Linked DNA regions of Homo sapiens: region 1 is linked to region 2. Evidence: chromatin contacts called from ENCODE Hi-C data. All regions are on one chromosome and are shown on one strand. Each heading gives the region's core, a stretch centred on a gene start or an enhancer-like site at or near the end of the contact. The rest is flanking DNA. Distances are from core to core; before and after follow the strand shown. Region 1 overlaps IL10RA (interleukin 10 receptor subunit alpha). Region 2 overlaps LOC100132078 (a long non-coding RNA gene).

Evidence for each region. Hi-C counts contacts between places; a loop is a spot of excess contacts on that map. Pooled maps may share reads with other maps.
Region 1: a map with no recorded cell type shows a loop between it and region 2 (13-fold over the local background). The contact joins two enhancer-like sites. A Hi-C loop is called at or near these places in 2 of 37 single-sample maps with no recorded cell type and 1 of 50 pooled maps.

Annotation. Positions count from the first base shown.
Region 1 is chr11:118,000,763-118,003,495 of GRCh38, forward strand. It overlaps IL10RA (interleukin 10 receptor subunit alpha), which reads left to right. Exons shown (of 7, transcript NM_001558.4): 7 at 1-721. Among named protein-coding and RNA genes, the nearest start is that of IL10RA, 16 kb to the left of the region's middle. Within about 2 kb of position 1,434, at least 14 of the 41 ENCODE cell types and tissues checked have a DNase peak (open chromatin) inside an H3K27ac peak, as active enhancers do.
Region 2 is chr11:111,412,764-111,415,734 of GRCh38, forward strand. LOC100132078 (a long non-coding RNA gene) reads right to left here. Exons shown (of 4, transcript NR_046085.1): 3 at 2,075-2,218; 4 at 1,479-1,977. It also overlaps a transcript of BTG4 not described here. Among named protein-coding and RNA genes, the nearest start is that of POU2AF1, 35 kb to the left of the region's middle. RefSeq lists an enhancer at 1,509-1,848. Within about 2 kb of position 1,354, at least 4 of the 41 ENCODE cell types and tissues checked have a DNase peak (open chromatin) inside an H3K27ac peak, as active enhancers do.

The DNA.
Region 1 (2,733 bases), core at 184-2,683, 6.6 Mb after region 2:
GTCCTGGGAGAATGCAGATACTGTCCGTGGACTACCAAGCTGGCTTGTTTCTTATGCCAGAGGCTAACAGATCCAATGGGAGTCCATGGTGTCATGCCAAGACAGTATCAGACACAGCCCCAGAAGGGGGCATTATGGGCCCTGCCTCCCCATAGGCCATTTGGACTCTGCCTTCAAACAAAGGCAGTTCAGTCCACAGGCATGGAAGCTGTGAGGGGACAGGCCTGTGCGTGCCATCCAGAGTCATCTCAGCCCTGCCTTTCTCTGGAGCATTCTGAAAACAGATATTCTGGCCCAGGGAATCCAGCCATGACCCCCACCCCTCTGCCAAAGTACTCTTAGGTGCCAGTCTGGTAACTGAACTCCCTCTGGAGGCAGGCTTGAGGGAGGATTCCTCAGGGTTCCCTTGAAAGCTTTATTTATTTATTTTGTTCATTTATTTATTGGAGAGGCAGCATTGCACAGTGAAAGAATTCTGGATATCTCAGGAGCCCCGAAATTCTAGCTCTGACTTTGCTGTTTCCAGTGGTATGACCTTGGAGAAGTCACTTATCCTCTTGGAGCCTCAGTTTCCTCATCTGCAGAATAATGACTGACTTGTCTAATTCGTAGGGATGTGAGGTTCTGCTGAGGAAATGGGTATGAATGTGCCTTGAACACAAAGCTCTGTCAATAAGTGATACATGTTTTTTATTCCAATAAATTGTCAAGACCACAGGAATCGTGTGAAACTAGTCAGATTGCTGATGGCACATTGGCTCATGGAGGACTCGGTTGTTGATAATGAGGAGGGTAATAATGTGTGGGATGTGTGATGTCACTTTAAGGAAACAGGGCTGAGGACTCAGGCTTAAATCTGACAGACCCAGGGAGTCCTCATGCTACCTGTATTGTGACCTTGGGCCCATTACTTATCCTCTCCAAGTTTTAATTTCCCCACCTGTCACGTGGAGTTGACAACTCCCCATGAGGATGTTGTGAGGTGTAAATGAAATTGCACATAAAAAGTTTAACATGGTGCCAGGCATGTGGTACTATGTGCCACTAGCTGTCATTGGCTGTTGAGTCTGTAAAGAAAAATGGACAGCTTTTCTTGGAAACAAGTGAAAATGAAAGCGATAAGGAGTGTGCAGCGGGACTCTTTCAGAAGACAGAAAAGGAAGAGGTGGAAAGCACAATGCAACGTTTTGGATGTGAGTTCTGACAATGTGGAGAGAAGAACCTGGAAACCCCTCCTTTCCAGGAAGACAGCAAACTGGGCCTCCCTGGAGCTCTGTTCCCAGAGCCCTGTCCCTGGCTCCCCTTGCCCAGGAGGCATGTCCCAGTGGTGGTTCTCCTAAGTGCGGAAGCCATCTGCACTCTATTCTAGAAGCAGCCTGCTCCCTCCATGAAAAACCCCATGTGGGTTTGAATTTCTCCCCATGCTCAGCCCAGTGGGTAGAACAAACCCAGGCCCGCGGCCTGAGCTTCCTGGGTGTGCTTTTCTCTTCGTCCTACCTGAATCCCCTAGAAGGTGACTGGGGACACCTCACCTCTTTTCCCCTGTGTCATCTCCAATCTTGCCTCACCCAGTTCATTCTGAGAAAATAACTAGTTCTGAGGAAGTGCTGATCCTATCATCTTCAGAGAACTTGACTAATATCACGCCATTTCAGACCTGCTCAGGCTTTTGCCCTAGAGCCCTCCTTGTCAATATTGGAAAGAAAAGTAGTGTTGGTCACTTTCTCCTGGAAATGAGGTGTTAGCGATGGCTTATTCCCCATGGAAAAGGCCCCTAAGGTCTAAATATAAAGATTCAGAGAGTAAAAGGAATTACATTCAAGGAACTGCAGCCAGTTTGGTTGGATACGACAGATCAAAGAGCAGCTTGCAGGACAGAAGGAAGTCAGAAGACACAGCCCTTGGTGCAGGCCCTGCCTGCTCCGTTTCTGTGGAATGAGTAGGAGTTTGCGCTGGTTCATCTCTGCTTTGAGGCTGCTCTGTAACCACTCACCACAGACAGGCCCTTGGGAGAAACTGAGCGAGTCCTTCCAAGCAGCCGGGGCTGATGAGACACTTGCAGATTTCTTGGGAATTTGGATTACAGCCCCCAACAGAAGGCCCCAGCTGTTCTTCAACTGAGCAATCTCCTTCAAGGGCTTTTCCAAGCTGAGGAATGCGTAATGCTGTCTTTGTGTGAGCTAATGGAACTTCCTCTTAGTACAGAGAGGGGGTAAATGGGCCACCATTGAGTGAAGAGGAAATTCAATAAACTGTGTTTTCCCAACTTTGTAAATAGCTATAGTCAGGGTGTGCCTTGTCTACCCAGCATATATTCATCCCCCGGCCTCAGTGTTCACACTTTCACAGAAGACACACAGTCCCTAGGAAGCTGGGTCCCACCCCCAGAGCCCATGCTGCTCTGCTGGGTGGAAGGTCTCTGAGCCCCACATGGGAACAGCACAGCAAGGGAAGCTGTAGGCTGTGACCACCTGGGACCACTGACAGGTCTGCTGCCTAAGTGGCAGGTCTGGGCAGTCAGGGCTGATTTGATCAAGCCTCAACCTAGAGGACCCTAGATACTAGGAAGCTTGACTCATTCATTTCCTGTTGTGCTCATGGGTTAAAAAAGCAAACCCACAGTTTTGGGTTTGAAGTAAACCCCAATTTAAAATTAAATGCATTGTTATTAATGACACACAGCACATTTTCCCACTATCATCTCGATCCTAACTTCACTTAATTTCCCATAAA
Region 2 (2,971 bases), core at 104-2,603:
GACAAAAAAATAAAATCTGTAAGAACCAAGTCATAACGGAAGAATGGCGAGTGGGAAGAAACTAATTTTATCATAAAACTTGGGGAGAGAATGTTATAACTCAACACAAAACTTCATTGTAAGCTTCCTGGAAGCCCAGGGGAGAAGGAAAATGGGTTGGGCTTTATCCAAAGGTTACCTCAGGCAAATTTTAAGAGAGTCTTGTGACACTAGACCAGAAGCATTAAAGACGGGTGGTCGGTGTGAGCAATGCCACTCTAGAAGGCAGAGTCGGAGAGAAGTGCAGAGTCAGAGGCCACTGGGGTAAGTAGATTGAGGTGCCAAAAAGGCCAGCAACAGAGGTGGAGTGAGATAGAGACTAGAAGGAGGTGGAAAAGGTTCCAAACACAGAGAAGGCAAGAGTCAGCGTAAACCATCAATGCAGGGGAGGGTCAGCACTCGAGTGAGTCATGGAAATGCAGAATTCCGATCACAAAGTCCTTTTATACCTTGCTACTTAAAGTGTGGTCCTTGAACCAGCTCAGGAACTTACTAGAAATATAGAATTTCAGGCCCCATCCAGTTCCACTGAATCAGAATCCACATGTTTCACAAGCTCCTCAGGTGATCGGAATGCACACGCCGGTTTGAGAAGCACTGCTTTGGCATGGGCCTTGGTGAATGCCCACATAGCAGTAGACTCTGAACACACACCCAGTGCTGTGATAGGTGCCCTCACATTCATTATCTCCTGGGATCCTCATAACAATCATACAATAAAGATATCCTTTTTGTACTCATTTTACAGATGAGGAAATTGAGGCTTACAGTCATACCTAGTGAGAAACAGAGCTGAGACTTGCCCAAACCAATTACCTTCCATTCCATTCAATTCATTTCTATTGGCATTTCAGTTAGAATTTATCCTGGCCAAGGCAATAGCAGACAAGCTGCTGCTGGCATCATTCTGAAGGGTAGAAGCAGGGGACCTATATCAGAGTGTGTTACAGCAAGCAATGGAGGAAGGCTCAGCAGTAGGTTCTGATCGAAGAGAAGGGGACAGATGAGAGCAGGTAGGATGGATGTCTTCCAAGAAGGTACAACCAGAGCCTTCCGGGAACATGGCAAATTTGGCCCTGAATCCATCCAGAAAACAAGTCCTTCATATTACAACTGGCGTAGCTCCAGCCAGGCCACGCTGCCCTATCTAAGACCCTCCCCTTCCCGCCCCCACCTCAGCTAGCTGCAGTGGTGTGTTACCCTTCTGACTGTTCCGTTCATTCAGCGAAATGTCAGTGTAGGAGCAAACTGAGAGTGAATGTGTCTTTCATTTGCCAATTAGTCATGTACCACCTAACTGCTCATGTGTGTGATTTGAGCACGTGTGTTACATGTTACTTAATTTTTCCTTTATTGGTGATTGGTTTAATGAAGTTGCACATGGGCCAGGATGGTCTTGTATCTAATTGGCTTCCACAGAGTACAAGGTGGACACAGAGTGCATGTTTAATAGATTTTTAATGATGGATCACCTCTTCTAGAGAACAAAACCAGAGCCCTCAGTCCCTCAATGCCCCACCAGGGAGAGCGGTCCAGGTGGAGGAGATGAGTCCTGAGAGCTGAGTGGGTCCACCTACATGGGTTGGCCTGATGGTCCCTTCCTCGCCCAGTTGAACCCTCCTATCAGGGCTCAGGGAATCCCTGACACGCCTCTCCCCTCCTCTTTCATCTTCATGGGAAACAGAAACCACCAAATGTGGGTGTGTTGTGTGAAGACACTAGATGGTGTTCTCGTCCGGGCAGCTGTTTTGCTGTGTTGTTTTCCTGCCCCTTCCTGAGAAGATAAGATCTGGACAGGCTTATGATTCTCTCCCACAGACCCTCAAAGGCAACAAGCAAGCCAAGTTCATTTCTCAGGCACCTTCTCAGAAGCACACCCCACATCAGTATGTTTAATGAGATCCGGGTCACTTGAAAGCAGCAGCGAAAGCAGCTTCCCTAAAACACAGGGCAAGATCAGTGCCTCCTCTGAGCTTCCCTTTCTTCTCCCAAGATCCCCAGGCAAAACTGATTTGCATGGGCAGCCAACTTGTACCTCCTAGAAGGAAACTTGAAGCCTGAAGTCGCTGGAGATACCAACACCTTCCCCAGCTGTAGGGGGGTCGGGGGAGATGAGCACTTAACAGAAAACAAAATTTGCAGGTCTTTGGGGAGGCTGGGGAGAGGGAAGAAGACTGCTCTGGAAAACACAGAAGGAGAATAAAAGACAGAAACAGTTAAAAAGAATAAATGACTATGAGCACAAACTCTGCTACCTGGCTTCAAAATGGGATTGCAGTTGCAAGATGGCCCCAAGATATGAACTAACTCCTCTGGGACCCAGATCGAAGCCCAGGTGGCAACTGCACCTGCCTCACCCAGTGCAGAACACAGAATTAGTCCTGCTCTGCAAAGCCCTGTTATTGGCTTACTGTTACCAGTGACCCCCGCCTCCCCTGCAACCCAAAAGGACGGAAACCTAATTTTGATCACTTTTCCCTCCTCCAAAGCTGCTTCTCCTTCATTCCTCTACAGACCCCCTTATATTGTAAACTGGCAGCTGATAATACCATTCACTTTCAAACCAATGTTTACTGAGAAGTCAGAGGAAGTGAATATAAAAGATAGGGCTTGCAAAGACAGAGGGCAAAAGAATTGGAGATTTCTTCTTCTATTTGAAAGCATCATGCCCTCCTGACCTAGGTCCCAGAGACCAGGCTAGAGAGAGAAAGAGAGACACTGAGGTTCCTGGTGTATCTCCTGATGTGCAAAATGGCAGGAGGAGGAGGCTGGTATTGCTTATGGCCCCACGTGACCTAAGGATGGCCTTTCCCAATGGTGAGCCCAACAGCCTCCCAGAGAATCAGGCCTCCAGAGCAGAGCTGGGAGGGGAAGACATGGCAGCCCTGGAGGCTGGGCCTACGGGGTGGGGGAAAATTAGAGGAGCCAGAGA